Regions from separate parts of the Homo sapiens genome. Here region 1 is linked to region 2. Evidence: chromatin loops called from intact Hi-C (ENCODE). Cell type or tissue: B cell. All regions are shown on one strand. Each heading gives the region's core, and the rest is flanking DNA. Links, peaks and the distances in the headings are about the cores only.

Evidence for each region. A loop is a pair of places that touch in the nucleus more often than their neighbours do. Peaks named below come from ENCODE experiments on the same cell type or tissue, not always from the same donor. Only the 100,000 strongest peaks of a DNase experiment are listed, where the experiment ranks them.
Region 1: it touches region 2 in a loop (21-fold over the local background); 11 of 110 quality-filtered maps call a loop at or near these places.

What each region holds. Positions count from the first base shown.
Region 1 is chr17:43,331,503-43,344,176 of GRCh38, reverse strand. No RefSeq gene overlaps it. Among named protein-coding and RNA genes, the nearest start is that of LINC00910, 51 kb to the left of the region's middle. RefSeq lists a silencer at 5,069-5,118. In B cell, for the core only: CTCF peaks have their summits at 4,839 and 5,044 (motif pointing right); a DNase peak (open chromatin) is centred at 5,096.
Region 2 is chr17:42,999,512-43,009,359 of GRCh38, reverse strand. IFI35 (interferon induced protein 35) reads right to left here and starts at 2,576. Exons shown (of 7, transcript NM_001330230.2): 1 at 2,392-2,576. The coding sequence starts at 2,412. RPL27 (ribosomal protein L27) reads right to left here. Exons shown (of 5, transcript NM_000988.5): 3 at 9,258-9,427; 4 at 6,577-6,687; 5 at 6,401-6,488. The coding sequence ends at 6,440. It overlaps LOC124904006 (a long non-coding RNA gene), which reads left to right and starts at 9,427. Exons shown (of 2, transcript XR_007065759.1): 1 at 9,427-9,639. RefSeq lists an enhancer at 2,407-2,716. In B cell, for the core only: a CTCF peak has its summit at 2,640 (motif pointing left); a DNase peak (open chromatin) is centred at 2,599; H3K4me3 peaks cover 745 bases; H3K27ac peaks cover 1,128 bases.

The DNA of each region.
Region 1 (12,674 bases), core at 3,819-6,318, 330 kb before region 2:
AATGGGAACTATCTGCCCCCTCATTACACCCATTCCTGTTAACCTGTGGGGAAAAGATCTTTTATATCAATGGGGGACATAGATTTCTTTTCCACAAGGCAGTTACAGCCAGCAAAGTAAAGACATTATGACAAAAATGGGATTTGTTCAAGATATGGGCTTGGGAAAATCAGCACAAGGCATCACCGAGCCTATTATACCTACCCATAAACCAGATTCTACAGGACTTGGTTATTCTTTTTAGAAGTGGTCACTATCAAGTCTCCAGATCCCATCCCTTTGACTTGGAAAACTCAGAAACTGGTTTGGGTAGATCAGTGGCTGCTCCCAAAAAATAAGCTGGAGGCACTTCATATTTTGGTTCTTGAACAGTTAAAATTGGGTCAAACCCTCTTTTTCTCCCTGGAATTCACCTGCCTTTGTTATCCAAAAGAGGTCTGGTAAGTGGAGAATGCTTACTGATCTTAGGGCAGCAAATGCTGTCCTTCAACCTATGGGGACATTACAGCCTGGTTTGCCCTCCCCCACTATGATTCCCAAGTATTGGCCACTTATCATCATTGACCTTAAAGATTGCTTGTTTTACATTCCTCTGGCCCCTCAGGACTTTGAAAAATTTGCTTTCACAGTTCCAACCCTTAACAACATCCCTCCTGCAGCACATTACCATTGGAAAGTCCTACCTCAAGGTATGCTTAATAACTCTACTATTTGTCAATATTATGTGGGGACCATACTAAAGCCAGTAAGAGATCAGTTTCCCCAATGTTATGTCATTCATTACATGGATGATATTCTTTGTGCAGCACCTTCACGCTCTGTATTAATATCTTGTTTCTCTGCAGTACAACAAGCAGTTGCAGCAGCTGGTTTGGTTATCGCTCCAGAAAAAATTCAGACTTCTTCCCCTTATCACTATTTAGGAATGCAGCTAGAGGACAAGGTTATTAAGCCCAAAAAAGTTCAATTCAGATGAGATTCTTTAAAAACTCTAAATGATTTCCAAAAATTACTTGGAGATATTAATTGGATTCATCCCTCCTTAGGCATTCCTACATATGCTATGTCTAATCTTTTTGCAACGTTACGGGGCAATCCTGATTTACACAGCAAAAGGTCTCTGACTCCTGAGGTGGATTCTGAATTACAACTTATAGAAAAACGCATTGAACAGTCTCAGGTTACCAGAGTGAATCCACATTTACTTTTTGAAATACTAATTTTTCCTACTGAACATTCACCAACAGGACTCATTATTCAGGGACATAATTTAATTGAATGGTGTTTTCTTCCACACAGCTCTTTACGGACACTTACTATTTACTTAGATCAAATTTCTATCTTAATTGGTCAGGCTCGTTCTCGTCTCCTTCATCTTTTGGGTACAGAGCCCAAAAAAATCATTGTTCCCCTCACCCGATTACAAGTCCAACAGGCTTTTGCAACCTGCATCTCTTGGCAAGTACATTTGGCAGGTTTCCCGGGTATAACTGATAATCACTATCCTAATGTAAAATTATTTCAGTTCCTTAAACTCCTTGGATTTTGCCTAACATTACTAGAAACACCCCATTAGCTGAAGCTGCCACTGTTTTTACTGATGCTTCCTGTAATGGCCGAGCAGCATATATGGGTCCAAGAGAACATGTTCTTAACACAGGAGCTATTTCAGCACAGTGAGCTGAGCTGTTTGGTATCATGGCTGTTCTTGAATATTTCCCTGAAGCAGTTAACATTGTTTCTGATTCGGCGTATGTAGTACATGTTGCTCACAACATTGAAACTGCCTGAATCAAATTTCTGCCTGATGACAACCTACTTTTTCTTTTCCAAAGGTTTCAGTCCATACTCAGATCAAGGTCTTCTCCTTCCTACATTACTCATATTCGGGGTCACACAACCCTCCCCAGACCTCTCTTGGCAGCAAATGCCAGAGCTGATACATTACTTGCTCCCGTTTTTACATATGCAGAAAATTTTCATACTTTAACTCATGTCAATGCTGTGGGACTCTGAAAAAAGTTCCCCCTCACATGGAAACAAGCTAAAACCATTGTATGTCACTGTCCTACTTGTCAAGTGTTAATTTTACATCCACTTTCTTCAGAAGTTAACACTAGAGGACTTTCACAGAATGCTCTCTGGCAAATGGATATGACTCATTATGCTGCTTTTGGCAAGCTGTCTTTTATACATGTAACTATTGATGCTTTTTCTCATTTTGTCTGGGCCACTTGTCAAACAGGGGGAAAGTATGGCTCATGTTAAATGACACATACTTTCATGTTTCTCGGTTATGGGCTGTCCCAAGAAACTAAAAACTGACAACAGCCCCAGCTACACTAGTGCTGCTTTTAAAAAGTTCACTCAGACATGGGCAATTACTCACACAACTGGCATCCCCTATAACTCTCAAGGACAGACCTTGGTGGAACGAGCCAATAAAACACTCAAAGAGCAACTTCGGAAACAGGACACTAAAACAGAGGGATGCTGCTACCCCTTATGCTCAGTTAGTTAAATCTGGCTGCTTTTATACTGAAATTTCTTAAACCTACTAAGAAATCAACTTTTTACAACAGCAGAACAACATTTCACTGGAAATAAATTTGATCCACAAAAAGGAATGCACGTATGGTGGAAGGATGCAAAAACTAACAAATGGGAATTAGGCACTGTCGTAACATGGGGTAGGGGTTTTGCTTGTGTTTCCCCAGGAAAAGGACAACAACCTGTGTGGGTTCCCTCCCGACAACTGAAATTGCACCATAACTCCCAAGAAGAAACACTCCCAGAAACAAAAGGCAAAGACCCCTCTGAAACCAAAGAGCAAGTATCACCGCCTGACACATAAACTTCATGACCTCGACATTGAGACAAAATCTCGCCGTGTGACCTACAACACCACTCATTTAACTCCACCAACTTGGGGTCAAATAAAGGTCTTATCCCATCAACAGAAAAATCATTAAGAGAAAAATGAATCCCCAAAACGACAGGTAATATAATTCTGGCTGCCTTTATGGTAGTCAGTGCAGTGGTGAGTATACCACCAGTTTGGGCAACTCAAAATTATACCTACTGGGCATGTGTTCTTTTCCCCCTTTAATTCAGTCTGTCTCCTGGATGGACTCCTCAGTAGAAGTTTACACTAATAATAGTGCATTCATGCCGGTCCCTAATGATGATAGGTTTCCAGCTCAACCAGAATAAGAAGGTATGCACTTTAATCTGTCAATTGGCTATAAATATCCACCACTATGCACTGGGATGTCGCCTGGCTGTTTAGTTTATTCTTACCAGAATTGGATGTGGACAGTACCGTCCTTTACAAATGATTCTTATCAAGTACATAATGTGTTCAGTAGCAATTCTTTTCAACTTCTGTTAAACTTAATCCACAAGAGGAATGGTGGGTTCTGGTCACTACTAACAGCAATAAAACAAAAGGACTGCCAGACTGCCCAAAGGAATCTACAAAGGGACCTTTTCTGGTGAATTCAATTTTATGGAATAATTGTAATGCCATTATTGGCGGGATTGCTCCAGCCAGAATACGACATGCTCAGAGTTCAATTATTTGTTACAATATTAGAGGACGGATGGCAGTCCTACAGGTTGAGAGAATGGGTGTCTCCTTACCCATTCAAATGGATGAACACAGGCATTGTTCCTTCTAGACCAAAAATGATTCATCCCATTGTTACCCCAGAACATCCTGAATTATGGAAATTAGCTGCAGCTATGACAGGAATAAGGATATGGAGTGCTACCTATCAACTCTCTCCCACTAATATCAAAACACCCACATTCAACATCACCTTGATGTCTGAACAGGTGATACGTATCAGGAGCTGTGTCAAACCCCCTTACATGCTGTTGGTTGGAAATATAATTATCATTCCCAATACACAAAATATAGAATGTGATAATTGTAAGCTGTTCATGTGCATTGATGCTACTTTTAATCCCACAACAAGTATTCTATTCGTAAGGGCTAGGGAGGGGGTATGGATACCAGTTTCTTTACATCATCCATGGGAGTCTTCCCCCTCTATACACATAGTCAATGAAGTTCTTAAAGGTATCCTGAAAAGAACAAAGTGATTTATTTTTACTGTTATTGTAGTCATTGCAGGTCTAATTGCGGTTTCTGCAACAGTGGCAACCGCTGGAGTTGAGATCCACAGTTCTGTTCAAACCACTCAATATGTTGAAGCATGGCAAAAAAACTCCTCCAGACTTTGGAATTCTCAGACTCAAATTGATCAAAAGTTAGCTAATCAAATTAATTATCTCCACCAAAGTGTAATATGGCTGGGAGATACAGTTATGAATTTGGAACACCGTATGCAATTACAATGTGATTGGAATACTTCTGATTACTGTATAACACCTTATGCTTATAATAAAGATCAGCATAGCTGGGAATCGGTCTCAAGACATTTAAAAACCTGGGATGATAACTTAACCTTGGATATTTCAAAACTTAAAGAACAAATTTTTGAGGCTTCACAGGCTCATTTATCCACTGTTCTGGGCTCAGACATTTTTGAAGGAATAGCTAAAGAATTATCTGATCTTAATCCCTTTAAATGGATCAAACCCCTCAGAGGATCATTGTTGTCACTGGCATTATTAATATTGGTATGCTTATGTTGTCTACTTTTAGTCTGCAGATCCCGCAAGGAATCCGAAGACAAGTCCAAAGTCAACGACAAGCAATGATGGCAATGGTGATCCTAGTTAATAAAAAGCGGGGAGATGTGGGTGGCAAGCCACCCAGGTGCCGAGGCAAGAGACCGAGAGCACGAGCTGTTCCAGTGTAATAAAATATATAAAATAACAAGAGTTATACTGATATAGCTCATAGATATGATTATATATAAATACCATTAATCATTAGTTTGTAGTAATTACTCTTTATTCAAATATTATAATAATCCTCACTCTACAATCATAACCTAGAAAAAGGCAGGCCATGCAGAGATAGGAGCTGAGGGGACATGGTGAGAAGTGACAAGAAGACAAGAGTGTGAGCCTTTTGTTATGCCCAGGCAGGGCCACCAGAGGGCTCCTTGGTCTAGCAGTAATGCCAGCGTCTGGGAAGATGCCCGTACCAAGCGGACCATGGTCTAGTGGTAGCGTCAGTGCCAAGGAAAAGCACCTGCTACTGAGCAGACCAGGAAAGGGAGTCTCCCTTTCCCCAGGGGAGTTTAGAGAAGACTCTACTCCACCATCTCTTATGGAGGGCCTGACATAAGTCAGGCCTGCCTGCAGTTATCCAGAGGCCTGACCGTCTCCCTGTGATGCTGTGCTTCAGTAGTCATGCTCCTGGTCTGCTTTCATGTTCCATCCTGTACACCTGGCTCTGCCTTCTAGATAGCAATAGCAGAATTACTGAAAGTATTAAAAGTCTCTGAAATGCAGAAATAATGGTGTAAGCTGTCTCTCCTCTCTCTCCGCCTCGGCTGCCAAACAGGGAAAGGCTCCCTTTCCAGTGGATGCATGACCCACGTGACCTTACCTATCATTGGAGATGGCTAACACTCCTTACCCTGCCCCCTTGTCTTGTATCCAATAAATAACAGCGCAGCCTGGAATTTGGGGCCACTACTGGTCTCCACGTCTTGGTGGTAGTGGTCCCCCAGCCCCAGCTGTCTTTTCTTTTATCTCTTTGTCTTTTGTCTTTGTTTCTATGATCTCTTGTCTCCGCACACGGGGAGAAAAACCCACAGACCCTGTAGGGCTGGCCCCTACAGGCTCTCAACTGTGTCTCTGTTCAGCCCTGCTGTAGGGCTCTCAACCTTCTGCCTGTTTGGCCTGGCAATGAGGCCCTCAACCCTATCCCTCCACAGCCTGGTTATCCATCTCTCACTTCTGCTTCTCCTTTGGTGCATCAGGCTCCCTCGAAGCCTGTCCTGCAGTTACTGCAGCAGCCTTGATTTCTCAACCCTAAAAGACCTGCCCAGCAGGTAATCGCACCTCATCCTGGCTTACAGGTTCTTGATTCTTCCTCTATTCAAAACTCGAATCTCTTTTTGGCTTCTGGTCCGGTTACCACTGCTGTTGCCACCACCATGGCTGCTCATAAGCAACAGGTTACATACATTCCTGAAAATGACACTCCTCTTATGAGAGCCATTTCTCAAGCCAGGGAGTATGGGCATCCTGAGGCCTAGCAACTTCCTCTTATTCTACATCCCCATATACCTGCCGCTCCTGTTGCTGTGGCACAGGATCAGCCACAGCCCGCTGATCCTGCTCAGCAGGTGGCTGATCACACGGCTCCCCAAGGTCCGCAGCCTGAAAATCAGGCTCCTCAGGCAAATAATCAGGCTCCTCAACCTATACCATAAATGCTTGCTGCTGTAGCGCAGCCAGCTCCAGGTATACCTGCAGTCCAGGCAGTAGTCCAACCAGATCCTTTTCATCCAGGCCAGGTCCAGTTACTCCCTGCTACACGGGAAAGTTTTTCTTTTAAATTCCTCAAAGATTTCAAAGAATCAGTGAAACAATACAGCACCATCTCCCCTTTTGTGCATTCCACATTAAAAGCTCTAGCAGAGGATAAACGTTTGGTGCCTTATGACTGGGGAATTCTAGCAAAATCAGTATTATCTGAATCCCAATATTTATAATTCAGGACTTGGTGGGTTGATGCTGTCCACGATCGAGTTCAGCTTAATCAAGGCTCTAATCCTCCTGTTAATATTACAGCTGACCAGTTATTGGGAATGGGACAATGGCCTGCAATTACAAATCAAACTATACTAAATGATGAGGTCATTCAACAGCTTCGCAAATGCTGCCTATATACTAATAGTAGTGCATTTATACCAGTCCCTAACGATGACAGGTTTCCTGCTCAACCAGAGGAAGAAGGTATGCAGTTTAATTTGTCAATTGGATATAAATACCCGCCATTGTGCATAGGAATGTCACCTGGCTGCTTAGCTTTCTCTAATCAAAATTGGATATGGACTGTACCGTCCTCTAATAATGATTCTTATCAAGTACATAATGAGTTTAGTAGTAATTCTTTTCAGATCATGACTGTTAAACTTAATCCTCATGAGGAATGGAGAGTTCCCGTCACTACCAAACATAATACAACAAAAGGACTGCTAGACTGTTCAAGTGAACCTACCAGGGAACCTTTTACAGTTGAAACTATTGTATGGAATGATTGTAATGCTCCAAAAGCAGTAGTGTTACAGGGCCTGATTACAGGTGGTTATTGACTGGGCTCCAAGAGGATATTATTGGCTAAATTTTTCCAGCCTAAATGCCAAATATTCTGAGTTCAACTATTTGATAGATTATGTAGAGGAGGGATGGCAGTCCTACAGGCTGAGGGAATGGGTGTCTCCTTACCCATTCAAATGGATGGACAAAGTGATCATTCCTCCTAGACCAAAAGTGATTCATCCTATTGTTACCCCAGAACATCCTGAATTGTGGAAATTGGCTGCTGCCATGACTGGAATTAGGATATGGAATGTAACCTATCAGATCATTCCCACTAATACCAAGACAGACGTATACAAAGTCACCTTGATGTCTGAACAGGTGATACCTAGCAGGAGCTGTGTAAAATCCCCTTATATGCTATTAGTCGGAAATATAATTATCACCCCCCAACAGCCAAACCATAGAATTTGATGATTGCAAATTGTTTACATGTATTCGTGTTACATTTCATCCCATAACAAGTATTCTCCTGGTAAGGGCTAGGGAGGGGGTAAGGATACCGTTTCTTTACACCACCCTTGGGAGTCTTCTCCCTCTATTCATATAGTCAATGAAATCCTTAAAGGAATCCTTAAGAGAACGAAGAGATTCATCTTTACTCTTATTGCAGTCATTGCAGGATTAATTGCTGTCACTGCCACAGCAATGGCAGCTGGAGTTGCTATCCACAACTCTGTTCAGACCACTCAATATGTGGAAGTGTGGCAAAAAAACAAACAAACAAACAAAAACTCCACCAGACTCTGGAATTCTCAGGCTCAAGTTGATCAAATTTGGCTAATCAAATTAATGATCTCCACCAGAGTGTGATATGGCTGGGAGATAGAGTTATGAATTTGCAACACCGTATGCAATTACAATGTGATTGGAATAATTCTGATTATTGCATAATGCCTTATGCTTATAAAAAAGATCAGCATAGCTGGGAAAAAGTCATGAGACATTCAAAGCCTGGGATGATAATCTAACTTAAGATATTTCAAAACTGAAAGAGCAAATTTTGGGGGCCTCACAGGCTCACTTAACTACCGTTCCTGGCTCTCATATTTTTGAGGAAATCACCAAAGTATTATCCGATCTTAATCTTTTTAAACGGATCAAACCCCTTAGAGGTTCACTATTGTCACTAGCATTACTGATATTGGTGTGTTTATGTTGTCTGCTTTTAGTATGCAGATGTCTTCAGGGAGTCCGATGAAAAGCCCAAAGTCAACAAGCAATGATGGCAATGATGATCCTAGTCAATAAAAAGAGGGGAGATTTGGGCAGCTGTGGACGAAGGATTACCCAGGTGCCAAGACAGGAGACTGAAGGCACAAACTGTAGCAGTATAATAAAGAAAATAGTTAGAATAAAGAATACTTACAATACAAATTAGATATAGAGATGATCATGGACAATTATCAATCAATAATGTATAAACATTATTAATCATTAGCTTTTAATATTAGTCTTTGTTGCATTACTAATATAACCTAGGAATAATTGATGGGTGTAGGATCATGTACTGAAGGGACATTGTGAGAAGTGACCTAGAAAGCAAGAGGTGAGCCCTCTGTCATGCCCACATAAGGGCCGGTTGAGGGCTCCTTGGCCAAGCAGTAATGCCAGTGCCTGGGAAGGCACCCGTTACTTAGCAGACCAAGAAAGGGAGTCTCCCTGTTCTTGGAGGAGTCAGGAAACACTCTGCTTCACCACCTCCTTGTGGGAGGCTTTATATTATCCAGGCCTGCCCTGCAGTCATCTGGAGGCCTAAACCCCTCCCCGTGGTGCTGTGCTTCAGTGGTCATGCTCCTTGTCCACTTTCATGTTCCTCCTGTACTCCTGGTTCCTCTTTGAAGTTCATAGTAGATAGTGGTAGAAGAAATAGTGAAAGTCTTAAAATCTTTGAACTTTCTTATAAGTGCCTAGAAGAAAACACTGATGTATGCTGCCTTTCCTCTCTGCTTCAGCTACCTAAAAGGGAAGGGCCCCCTGTCCCATGATCATGTGACTTGCTTGAGCTTATCAATCACTTGGACGTCTCACCCTCCTTACTCTTCCCCCTTTGTCTTGTATGTAATAAATATCAGCGAGCCCAGCCATTCCGGGCCCCTACTGGTCTCTGCGTCTTGGTGGTAATGGTCCCCTGGGCCCAGCTGTTTTCTCTTTATCTCTTTGTCTTGTGTCTTTATCTCTTATAATCTCTCATCTCCATACATGGGTAGAACACCCACTAAACCCTGTAGGGCTGGACCCTACAGGCGGCAAGCTACCCAGGTGCTGAGGCAAGAGACCGAAGGCACAAGATGTTCCAGTATAATAAAATATATAGAATAAGAATAGTTATACTAGAAATAGAATACAGATATGATCATATATGAATATTAATCATTAGTTTGTAGATTTACTCTTTATTCCAATATTATAATAATATCTGTTTTACAATTATAACCTAGAAAAAATTAGGCCATACAGAGATAGGAGCTGAAAGGACACGGTGAGAAGTGACCGGAAGACAAGAGTGTGAGCCCTCTGTCATGCCCGGACAGGGCCACTAGAGGGCTCCTTGGTCTAGCGGTAACGCCAGTGCCTGGGGAGGCACCCGTTACTTAGCAGACTGGTCTAGTGGTAGCGCCAGTGCCTGGGAAGGCACCCGTTACTTAGCAGACCAGGAAAGGGAGAGAGTTAGAGAAGACTCTGCTCCACCACCTCTTGTGGAAGATCTTTGTCAGGCCCACCCGCAGCCATGCCCACAGCCATCTGGAGGCCTAAACGTCTCCCTGTGATGCTGTGCTTCAGTGGTCACGCTCCTTGTTCATTTTCATGTTCCACTCTGTGCACCTAGCCTGGCCTTCTAGACAGCGGTAGCAGAATTAGTGAAAGTATTAAAGTCTTTGATCTTTCCGAGAAATGCATAGAAGAAATAATGACGTAAGCTGTCCCCTCTCTGTCTCCACCTCAGCTACCAAATAGGGAAGGGCCCCTGTCCAGTGGTCACGTGACTCACGTGACCTTACCTATCATTGGAGATGACCTGCACTCCTTACCCTGCCCCCTTGCCTTGTATACAATAAGTAACAGCACAGCCAGGCATTCGGGGCCACTACCGGTCTCCGCGTCTTGGTGGTAGTGTTCACCCGGGCCCAGCTGTCTTTTATTCTATCTCTTTGTTTTGTGTCTTTATTTCTATGATCTATCATCTCCACACACAAGAGAAAACCCCAAAGGCCCTGTAGGGTTGGACCCTACATCTGGCGCCCAACGAGAATTTCTCTCTCGCTGTGTGAAGTTGCACTTTGAGCGTGAAACACAGCAGAGGATTTCAATGACAGATTCCTGAGGATTGAGGTCAATAAGCTTGGTGGTAAGCTTGGGCACTCAGAGTATCCCGGGGACACCAAGGGACAGGCCTGTACTAAGTACTCAGCTTATTTAAATTTTATAAAAACTCTCCTTAAAGAAGGAGTGGTTAAAAGTATCTACTGATAAGTTAATTGAACTGTTTGATGTTGTAGATCTTCTTTGCCCTTGGTTTCCTACTGAGGGAACTTTAGAACTTAAGGATTGGGATGAGATTGGCAGACATTCAAAATTGCTCATAAAGGCGGGCATATTATTCCACCCCCAATTTGGTCAATCTGGGCTTCGGTTCGCTCTGTCCTAGACTCTTTACAGACTCAGGAGGACAACATGGAGACTGATCCCTCTTTCCTCTGAGGAGGCTGAGGAAGTGCTTAGTTCTTTTTCACCTGAGGATACTGCACAGATTGAGGCCATAGTTCTACAGATGGACCTCCACTCTGATATTCCTTTGGTGCCACCACCTACGCCAGAGCCTACCATGCCCCGGTTATCGCTTTATGATGAACTTTTAACTGATCTGAATGAATTTATTTCCCCCAACCAGCAAAATCCAGCTGAAAGATATTATCAACAGCCATCACAGCTGTACCCTCCTACCTTTCCTCAAACTCTCAACTCTCCAGCTATGCAGATAGAAAATGAGATGATGCAGCCTGAAAAAGAGGCTCTAAACTATGTTTTCATGCAGCCTGGTACAGAGGCTCCAATTTCTACACAGCCCGGTGAAGAGGCTCTCAATTCCCTGCCTGGTAATGAGGCCCTGAACCCTATCCCTGTTCAGCCCTGCTGTAGAGCTCTCAACTTCTTGCCTATTCAGCCTGGTAATGAGGCCCTCAACCCTATCTCTGTTCAGCCCCGCTGTGGGGCTCTCAACTTTCTACCAGTTCAGCCCAGTTATGAGGCCCTCAACCCTATCCATATTCAACCTATTTTTCCACCTCTCTCTTCTCGTTCTCTTTTGACAAGTCAGTCTCCCTTGAAGCCTGGACCTCTCTTGGTAAATCAGGCTCCCTTGAAGCCTGGGTCTCTTTCAGAAATCAGGCTCCTTTGAAGCCTGGGTATCTTTTGGCAAATCAGTCTCCCTCGAAGCCTGGGTCTCTTTCGGCAAATCACACTTCCTTGAAGCCTGGGTCTTTTCTGACAAATCAGGCTCCCTTGAAACCTCAGGCTCCCTTGAAGCCTGGTCCACAGTTACTGCGGCAGCCTCAGGCCCATGAAAGACCTGCCCAGCAGGTAATCTCGTCTCATCCTGGCCTACAGGTTCTCAACTCTTCCTCCATTCAAAATTCCAAACTTTTTCCTGCTTCTGGTCCAGTTGCTACTGTGGTGGCCAATACCACCATTGCCGCTCATAAGCAATGAGCTATATACATCCCTGAAAATGACACTCCTTTTATGAGGGCTATAGCTCAGACAAGAGAATATGGGGATCCCGAAGCCTGGCAATTTCCTGTAATTTTACAACCTCCAATACCCGCCGTCCCAGTGGCACAAAATCAGCCACAGCCTGCTGATCCTTCTCAGCAGGCAGCTGATCCCGCAACCCGTCAAGATCAACAGCCTGACAATCAGGCTGCTCAGGAAAATAATCAGGCTCCACAACTGCCTGCCGCTGAGACACAGCCAGTTCCTGATGTTCCAGTAGTTCAGGCAGTAGTTCAACCTGACCCTATACATCCAGGCCAGGTTCAGCTATGTCCCGCTACTTAGGAAAGTTTTTTTTTCTTTTTTTTTTTTTTTTTTTTTTGAGATGGAGTCTCGCTCTGTCTCCCAGGCATGCCCGGCTAATTTTTTTTTTTTTTTTGTATTTTTAGTAGAGACAGACTTTCACCCTGTTAGCCAGGATGGTCTCGATCTCCTGACCTTGTGATCCACCTGCCTGGGCCTCCCAAAGTGCTGGGATTACAGGAGTGAGCCACCGCACCTGGCCAAGTTTTTCTTTTAAATTCCTCAAAGATTTCAAAGAATCTGTGAAGCAGTATGGCACCAACTCCCCTTTTGTCCATTCCAAATTAAAAGCCCTAGCAGAAAATAAACACTTGGTGCCCTATGACTGGGAGATTTTAGCAGTCAGT
Region 2 (9,848 bases), core at 1,636-4,135:
GGCAGGAGCCACGGACCCAGGCCCCCTAATCTTCCCATTTTTAATAGAAATAAAAAATCTGGGCAGGTTGTTGTGGCACATGCCTGTAATCCCAGCACTTTGGGAGGCCAAGGGAGGCAGATCGCTTGAGCCCAGGAGTCTGAGACCAGCCTGGGCAACAGGACAAAACTCTACCTCTACAAAATATTTAAAAATTAGCCAGGCATGGTGGCACATGCCTGTAGTCCCAGCTACTCGGGAGGCTGAGATGGAAGGATCTATTGATCCCTAGAGGTGGAGGTGGCTGCAGTGAGCCATGATCCAGCCACTGCACTGCAGCCTGGAAAAAACAGTGAGATCTTGTCTCCAAAAAACAAAAAATCTGGATTTTTATTTGAAAAAGATGGCCCAATTTAACGTATATAAAGCCGGGTGCTGTGGCTCAAGCCTGTAATCTCAGCATTTTGGGAGGCTAAGGGAGGCAGATCATGTGAGGTCAGGAGTTCGAGACCAGCCTGGCCAACATGCTGAAACCCTGTCTCTACAAAAAATTAGCCATGCTGGGCACGGTGGCTCACGCCTGTAATCCCAGCACTTTGGGAGGCTGAGGCAGGCGGATCACGAGGTCAGGAGTTCGAGACCATCCTGCCTAACACAGTGCAACCCCATCTCTACCAAAAATACAAAAAACTAGCTGGGCGTGGTGGCGGGTGCCTGTAGTCCCAGCTACTTGGGAGGCTGAAGCAAGAGAATGGCATGAACCCATGGGGCGGAGCTTGCTGTGAGCCGAGATCCTGCCACTGCACTCCAGCCTGGGTGACAGAGCGAGACTCCATCTCAAAAAAAAAAAAAAAAAAAAAAAATGAGCCAGGCGTGGTGGCATGTGTGCCTATAATCCCAGCTACTTGGGATGCTGAGGCAAGAGAATCACTTGAATCTGGAAGGCAGAGGTTGCAGTGAGCCAAGATCATGCTATTGCACTTCAGCCTGGGCAACAAGAGTGAAACTCCATCTCAAAAAAAAAAAAAAAAAAAAAAGGAAAGAAAAGTCCGGGCATGGTGGCTTACACCTGTAATCCCAGCACTTTGGGAGCTTGAGGGGGGCAGATCACGAGGTCAGAAGATCAAGACCATCCCGGCTAACACGGTGAAACTCCATTTCTACTAAAAATACAAAAAATTAGCCAGGCATGGTGGAACGTGCCTGTACTCCCAGTTACTTGGGAGGCTGAGGCAGGAGAATCGCTTGAACCCGGGAGGCAGAGGTTGCAGTGAGCCGAGATCATGCCACTGTACTCCAGCCTAGGAGACAGAGTGAGACTCCGTCTCAAAAAAAAAAAAAAAAAAGGGATTGTCCTTGGGGAACTGGGGTTCTGAAAAGGTTGGCAATAATAATATTAAGAAGAAACACATATTGAATGCTCTGTAGGTGCTAAGCAGTGGGATAAGTTTTTACCGTGTTAATCTATGGATTACCTAGTGTGATTCTTAAAGTATAATTCTTATAGTATATATATATATATATATATATATAAATTTTGTGTGTGTGTGTGTGTGAGAGACAGTCTCCCTCTGTTGCCCAGAGTGGAGCATAGTGGTACAATCTCGGCTCACTGCAACCTCTGCCTCCCAGGTTCAAGCAATTCTCCCGCCTCAGTCTCCCTAGTAGCTGGGATTACAGGTGTGTGCCACCATGCCTGGCTAATTTTTGTGTTTTTAGTAGAGATGGGGTTTTGCTATGTTGGCCAGGCTGGTCTCGAACTCCTAACCTCAAGTGATCCACACGCCTCAGCCTCCCAAAGTGCTGGCTGGGATTACAGGTGTGAGCCAACACACCCAGCCTAATTCCTTTAGTTTAATTTTTTTTTTTTTTTTTTTAGACAGAGTCTCGCTGTGTCACCCAGGCTGGAGTGCAGTGATGCAATCTCGGCTCACTGCAACCTCCGCCTCCCAGGTTCAAGTGATTCTCCTGTCTCAGCCTCCCAAGTAGCTGGGATTACAGGCGCACACCACCACACACAGCTAATTTTTTGTATTTTAGTAGAGACGGATTTTCACTGTATTGCCAAGGCCTCCCAAAGTGCTAGGATGACAGGCGTGAGACACCACGCCCGGCCTAGAACAATTGTTATTTGGGTCACAGAACCCGCTGAGTATCTGATGGAAACTACAGATTCTCTCTCCAGAGAAGTGTACACACACAGGATTTAATGAGCTCCTCCTGTCTGAGGCAATAGGTTAGGGAACCAACTCTTGCAGAGGCAACCCCAGCCCTGTGTTTCTCCCCAGCCCTTCAGCAGGTCTGAGATGGGCAGGGTGAGGCTTGGCTGCCAGGCCCTGAGATATCTGCAGGTTCCTAGCCAAGAGGATTACTCCTGTTTCCCCACTTCCCAACTCCCTCCTCCTCACTTACGGCATCCAGTGGGGCTGACATGGGTCTCGGGTCTGTTTGGCAAGAGCTGAGGCTTCAGAGCTGGGCACAGTGGCAGAATTCACAGCAACTGAACTCTTGTTTGTACCCCCCAAAGGGCTGTGGTCTCTCTCAGCCCCAGCAAGACCCGAAATACACCTCAGGAGGCTCTGCTCGCAGGCTGTTTGCTTCCACTTTCATTTCCGTGAAATCCCTGCCTTCTGGCGCTCACATGCCGCCCCCTGCCGAGGCTTCCCCACCCCTGGGAGGAGCCTTCTTGGTCAGCAAAGTCGACTTCACTCAGCCAGGCTGCCTCAAGGAAAGCCACCTCACCCCAACTGCAAACTGGCCCCCATCAACCATTCCCAGCAATCTCCGACAAGCCCATTGGTAGACCCTGCTTTGTCAATGGATTATTTCCCTAGAGCCTAGAATAATGCTGGGCACATTGAACATTGATAAAATAATTGCTGAATGAGCTGGGTGCGGCGGCTCACACCTGTAATCCCAGCATTCTGGGAGGCCCAGGCGGGCAGATCACCTGAGGTCAGGAGTTAGAGACCAGCCTGGCCAACATGGTGAAACCCCACCTTTACTAAAAAAATACAAAAATTAGCCGGGCGTGGAGGTGCATTCCTGTAATCCCAGCTACTTGGGAGGCCGAGGCAGGAGAATAGCTGGAACCCGGAGGCAGAGGTTGCATTGAGCTGAGATGGTGCCATTGCACTCCAGCCTGGGTGACAAGAGTGAAACTCCATCTCAAAAAATAAATAAAACAATAATTGCTGAATGAATGAGAAACACAGTCAGGACAGATAACGCCCATAGTTCAAGTTCACAAAACTGCCGGGTGCGGTGGCTCACACCTGTAATCCCAGCACTTTGGGAGGCCCAGGTGGGCAGATCACCTGAGATCCCAAGTTAGACACCAGCCTGGCCAACGTGGTGAAACCCCGTCTTTACTAAAAAAATACAAAAATTATCCGGGTGTGGTGGTGTATTCCTGTAATCCCAGCTACTTGGGAGGCCGAGGCAGGAGAATAGCTGGAACCTGGGAGGCAGAGGTTGCATTGAGCCAAGATCGCGCTGTTGCACTCCAGCCTGAGTGACAAGAGCGAAACTCCATCTCAAAAAATAATAATTGCTGAATGAATGAGAAACACAATCAGGACAGATAAAGTCCACAGTTCAAGTTCACAAAACTGCCAGGCGCAGTGGCTCATGCCTTGTAATCCCAGCACTTTGGGAGGTCCAGGCGGGTGGATCACGAGACCATCCTGGCCACCATGGTGAAACCCTGTCCCTACTAAAATACAAAAAATTAGCCGGGCCGGATCACACCACTGCACTCCAGCCTGGGCAACAGAGTGAGATTCTGACTAAAAAAAAAAAAAAAGTGCCAATCCCAGCAGCTGGGCCCACTGGTAACATGTGCCTATAGTTCCAGCAGGTTGAGGCAGGAGGACTGCTTGAGCCCAGGAGTTCGAGGCCAGCCTGGGCAACACAGTGAATCTTGTCTCTTAAAAAAAAAAAAAAAAAAAAAAAAAAGGCTGGGTGCAGTGGCTCACGCCTGTAATCCCAGCACTTTGGGAGGCTGAGGCGGTGAATCACTTGAGGTCAGGAGTTTGAGACCAGCCTGACCAACATGGGGAAACCCTGTCTCTACTAAAAATACAAAAATTAGCCGGGCGTGGTGGCATGCGCCTGTAGTCCCAGCTACTCGGGAGGCTGAGACGGGGGAATCGCTTGAACCCGGGAGGCGGAGCTTGCAGTGAGCCGAGATCGTGCCACTGCACTCCAGCTGGGTGACAGAGCGAGACTCTGGCTCAAAAAAAAAAAAAAGAAAAAAGTTCACAAAACTGTTAACAGTGGCCAGCAAGGAGAGCTATCGTCTGCCCAACACGCTTGTGCCTTACATGAATTAACTCTTCAAAACAATGCCATGAAGTTGGTTCTATTTTCTTCACTTTACAGATGAGAAAATTGAGGCACAGAGCATTAGAAACTTGCCCAAGGTCACAGGGCTAGGAATCAAAGCATGGATCCAAACCTGGTAGGAACAGTATTTACACTTGGGCCTTGAGGTAGAGTGGAAAAAAATTTGCTGTATTTTTCCTCAAAAGTTTTAAATTCAGCCCCATTTCTGTGACCCTGAGTAGGCAAGCTACTTAATAGAAGTCTGTCTCAATAGAGATGCCTTAATACTTAAGTGTGTGAAGATTCAATTAAAAAGTTTCCTGGCTGGGTGCAGTGGCTCACACCTGTAATCCCAGCACTTTGGGACGCCAAGGTGGGTGGATCATGAGATCAGAAGTTCAAGACCATCCTGGCCAACATAGTGAAACCCCATCTCTTCTAAAAATACAAAAATTAGCTGGGTGTGGTAGCACACTCCTGTAGTCCTAGCTACTTGGGAGGCTGAGGCAGGAGAATCGCTTGAACCCCGGGGCGGGGCAGAAGTTGCAGTGAGCCGATAGTGCCACCTCGCTCCGGACTGGGTGGGTGAAAGAGCAAAACTCCATCTTAAAAAAAAGTGGCTGGGCGCGGTGGCTCACGCCTGTATTCCAGCACTTTGGGAGGCTGAGGTAGAACGATCACAAGGTCAGGAGATCCAGACCATCCTGGCTAACACGGTGAAACCCCGTCTCTACTAGAAATACAAAAATATTAGCCGGGCATGGTGGCAGGCGCCTGTAGTCCCAGCTACTCGGGAGGCTGAGGCAGGAGAATGGCGTGAACCCGGGAGGCGGAGCTTGCAGTGAGCCGAGATCGTGCCACTGCACTCCAGCCTGGGCAACAGAGCAAGCCTCTGTCTCAAAAAAAAAAAAAAAAAGTTTCCTAGTAACCTAGCCCAAAGTTTTTTCCAGTTACTCACCAATCCTACTTTTGGCCCCTTCCCGCCACCCCGCCCCCTCTGGTTCCCAAGTGCAAGTGTGGTACCTAGCAGACTTGGCAAACTGGCCTGTTTGAATCTTAGTTCCCTCTAGCGACAGAACCATTCAGATGGAGCACCTATTTCATTCATGAAACATGACTAGTTACAGTCCATTGAGAGATAAAATGCCAGATCCTAAGAACCAAATGTCTCTCCTGCACTACACAGTAGTGGCACAACCCAATGCCCCAAAGCTCCTTTGATCACTTTCTTTCAAGTCTCTGCCAGCCAGGCCATTTGAGGAGCACTCCCTTGTCCTATTAAACAGCTGCTCTAGGCTCAGGGATTCACCAAAGGCATCTGTCGTTACCACCAGGAGCAGGTCTCCAGGGTGGTCCCCATCTCACCTACACCAGTACCAGTGTCACCTGAAAACCTGCTAGAAACTCAGACCTACTGGATCAGTCTGAGGGCAGGATTTCAGCAATCCGTGGTTTAACAAACCATCCAGGTGACCTCTATCTGTGCTAAGGTTTGAGAATTTCAGGTTAGTGGTTCTCAATCAAAAATACCTGATCCCCACCACTCAGGGGCCTTTGGTTGTCACAAGGAGGGGCAGAGTGTGTGTGGCAGAGGTTCTCCTGGCATGTAATGGGTAGAAGCCAGGGAGGCTACACAATTCTTCACAGGGATTATCAGGCTAAGGACAGAGGCAGCATAAATCTCATTAAGGCAGATTTAACATTTTCCCAGCCCCTCATCCATCACCCAGCGTCTTTTTTTTTTTTTTTTTTTGAGATGGAGTCTTGCTGTTGTCAGACTGCAGTGCAGTGGTGCTATCTCAGCCCTCCCTGCAACTTCCGCCTCCCGGGTTCAAGCAATTCTCCTGCCTCAACCTCCCGAGTAGCTGGGACTACAGGCGTGCACCACCAGGCCCAGATAATTCTTAGTATTTTTTAGGAGAGACAAGGTTTCACCATGTTGGCCATCTCTTGACCTGGTGATCCGCTCGCCTTGGCCTCCCAAAGTACTGGGATTACAGGCGTGAGCCACCGTGCCCAGCCCACCCAGTGTTTCCTATTCAATAATGTTCTCCTTTTCACAGTCTGGTAATACATACAGCATGCAGACACAGGCTTTTTTTCTTTATAATTTTTAATGATCAAAACAAAGCATCTAAAACCGCAGTTTCTGGAAGAACCACTTGTTCTTGCCTGTCTTGTATCTAGAAGGGAAAAAAAGAGGACACCAATGAGGAAAGGAATGGAAATAGTGAAACCATACTCCACCATTCACTACCAAAGCCTACTTACCTCTCTTCAAACTTGACCTTGGCCTCCCGTCGGGCCTTGCGTTTAAGAGCAGGATCTCTGAAGACATCCTTATTGACGACAGTTTTGTCCAAGGGGATATCCACAGAGTACCTGGGGACAAAGGTGGAGAGGCAGGATTAGCCCACATACTGCCGGGGCCCCTATACAGCCCAAATCCTTGTGGGACACTAGGGAATCAGGGTCTGACTCCTTAGAAGCAACCATCAAAAGCCATGTCCCGATGACATTATCTGAAAATTCACACTTTTTTTTTTTTGAGACGGAGTCTGAATCTTTCGTCCAGGCTGGACTGCAGTGGTGTGATCTCAGCTCATTGCAAGTTCCGCCTCCCGGGTTCACGCCATTCTCCTGCCTCAGCCTCCCGAGTAGCTGGGACTACAGGTGCCCGCCATCAGGCCTGGCTAATTTTTTGTATTTTTTTAGTAGAGACGGGGTTTCACAGTGTTAGCCAGGACGGTCTTGATCTCCTGACCTCGTGATCCGCCCGCCTTGGCCTCCCAAAATGCTGGGATTATAGGCGTGAGTCACCGCATCCGGCCTGAAAATTCACTTTTAACATTTATTGGATTCAAGCCAATAAAATGTAAAATTCAATGTTTCATTCTCAATTTCCCACAACTACTTTATTTTTCTAGCTAAGAATCATCAAATGAGGCCCTCCCCCACTTTTTGAGACACAGTCTCGCTGTTGCCCAGGCTGGAGTGCAGTGGCGCAATCTCGGCTCACTGCAACCTCCGCCTCCTAGGTTCACGCCCTTCTCCTGCCTCAGCCTTGCGAGTAGCTGGGACTACTACAGGCGCCTGCCACCATGCCTGGCTAATTTTTTGTACTTTCAGTAGAGACGGGGTTTCACTGTGTTAGCCAGGATGGTCTCGATCTCCTGATCTCGTGATCCGCTTGCCTCGGCCTCCCAAAGTGCTGGGATTACAAGCCTGAGCCACTGTGCCCGGCCAAATTAGGCCTTCTTGACTTTCATCATGACAGTTAGCTAACTTTCTACTTGAAATCATTTCCTTATTGTTCAAGTTCTGCCAATGCAGTCACTCTCATGACAGCCCAAACACTAGCTGCCTCAACCCCACCACATCCCAGCACCCAAGAAACAGCTCTCTCTGCCCTTTTATTATTATTTTTATTTTTTGAGATGGAGTCTCGCTCTGTCACCCAGGCTGGAGTGCAGTGGTGCCATCTCAGCTCACTGTAGCCTCCACCTCCCAAACTCAAGCGATTCTCCCACCTCAGCCTCCGGAATAGCTGGGATTACATGTGCCAGCCACCATGCCCAGCTAATTTTTTTTAGTAGAGATGAGATTTCATCACGTTGGCCAGGTTGGTCTCGAACTCCTGACCTCAAGCGATCCACCTGCCTCGGCCTCCCAAAGTGCTGGGATTACAGGCGTGAGCCATGGTGTCCGGCCTCTCTCTGCCCCTTTAGGTCAGCCAACCCAGAGTAAATGTGCAATACCAGCAGCAAACTTTAAGGTGCATGCTGCTGGGTTCTGGCAATTATTGTTCAGGACTTTCTCAATTCTCGCACCTCTTTTGCTGGAGGTGCAGTGGTGTGATCTCGGCTCCCTGCAATCTCCACCTCCCAGGTTCACCGTGTTAGCCAGTGCGGTCTCGATCTCCTGACCCTGTGATCCGCTCGCCTCGGCCTCCCAAAGTGCTGGGATTGTAGGCGTGAGCCACTGTGCCCGGCCTTGCACCTCTTTGAGACGGAGCTTTGCTCTCCTTGCCCAGGCTGGAGTACAATGGTGTGATCTTGGCTCACTGCAACCTCCACCTCCCGGGTTCAAGCGATTCTTCTGCCTCAGCCTCCCAAATAGCTGGGATTACAGGATTACCATGCCCAGCTAATTTTGTATTTTTAGTAGAGACAGGGTTTCACCATGTTGGTCAGGCTAGTCTCAAACTCCTGACCTCAGGTGATCCATCCGCCTTGGCCTCCCAAAGTGATGGGATTACAGGCGTGAGCCATTGTGCCCGGCCTCTTGTACTTCTTAAAAAACACTTGTACTGGCCGGGCACGGTGGCTCACGCCTGTAATCCCAGCACTTTGGGAGGCTGAGGTGGGCAGATCACGAGGTCAGGAGATCGAGACCATCCTGGCTAACATGGTGAAACCCCGTCTCTACTAAAAATACAAAAAAAAAAAAATTAGCCAGGTGTGGTGGCAGGTGCCTGTACTCCCAGCTACTCGGGAGGCTGAGGCAGAAGAATGGTGTGAGATCCCGCCACTGCACTCCAACCTGGGCGACTCCGTCTCAAAAAAAAACAAAACAAAACAAAACACTGTACTAAGACAGTGTATGTCCCCAGACTAAAGGGCCCAACAGGTGAGTAAAATTAATTGGGGAAGACTTGCTTTCACGCACTCACAGACTTTTTGAAACCTATTGTATTTATCCTTGAGGGTGGAACAGTGGAAGAGGGCAGATCAGACCCCATGCCTGTGTTTACTGTGGATGGAAAACAATCTTTACCCAACACTTAAAAGATGGATCAAAGGCAAAACTGGAAACCATAGCCACTTTATGAGTTGAAGATGAACATTTTGGAAATGATATCCCTTCCTGGTGTTGGAATGGCTGCAAGGTCTGTCTCATTATTCAACAGAGCAGGGAGAAGAAATTTAAATTCTAGTTCTTGAAATGCTCACCTTGTGGGCATTAGGTGATTGTAGTTATACACTTTCACAAAAGATTTTATCTTTGATCTCTTGGCGATCTTCTTCTTGCCCATGGCAGCTGTCACTTTGCGGGGGTAGCGGTCAATTCCAGCCACCAGAGCATGGCTGTAGGGGCGATCTGAGGTGCCATCATCAATGTTCTAAATGAGTAAGAATTACATTTGTTATTCACTGAGGGCCTATTTAGGCCCTGTGTTAGAGGTAGTGCAGTGTCCAAAAAATATTTCCACCCTCAGGTCTCCAAGATCCACCATTATAAAGAGAAAAATCACAGAAAGCTATGAGAAATGACCAAAGAGAAACAGAACAGTGTTTATCTCCATCAGGAAGCATCTGGAACGGCTTACTAGAGGTAAGAGATTTAAAAGTAGCAACAGTTAACATTTAAGAAGTACTTGCTATATGCCAAGCACTGCTCACAGGACTTGGTATCTATTCACTTGCTCCACTGCTAGTGAAGTGTACAGCCAAGGTTAAGACACCACAGCCTAACTCCAGAGATCAGTCTCAGGAGATGGGAGAGGGGAATCCAGGGGTACTCCAGTGTCCCCACAACAACAA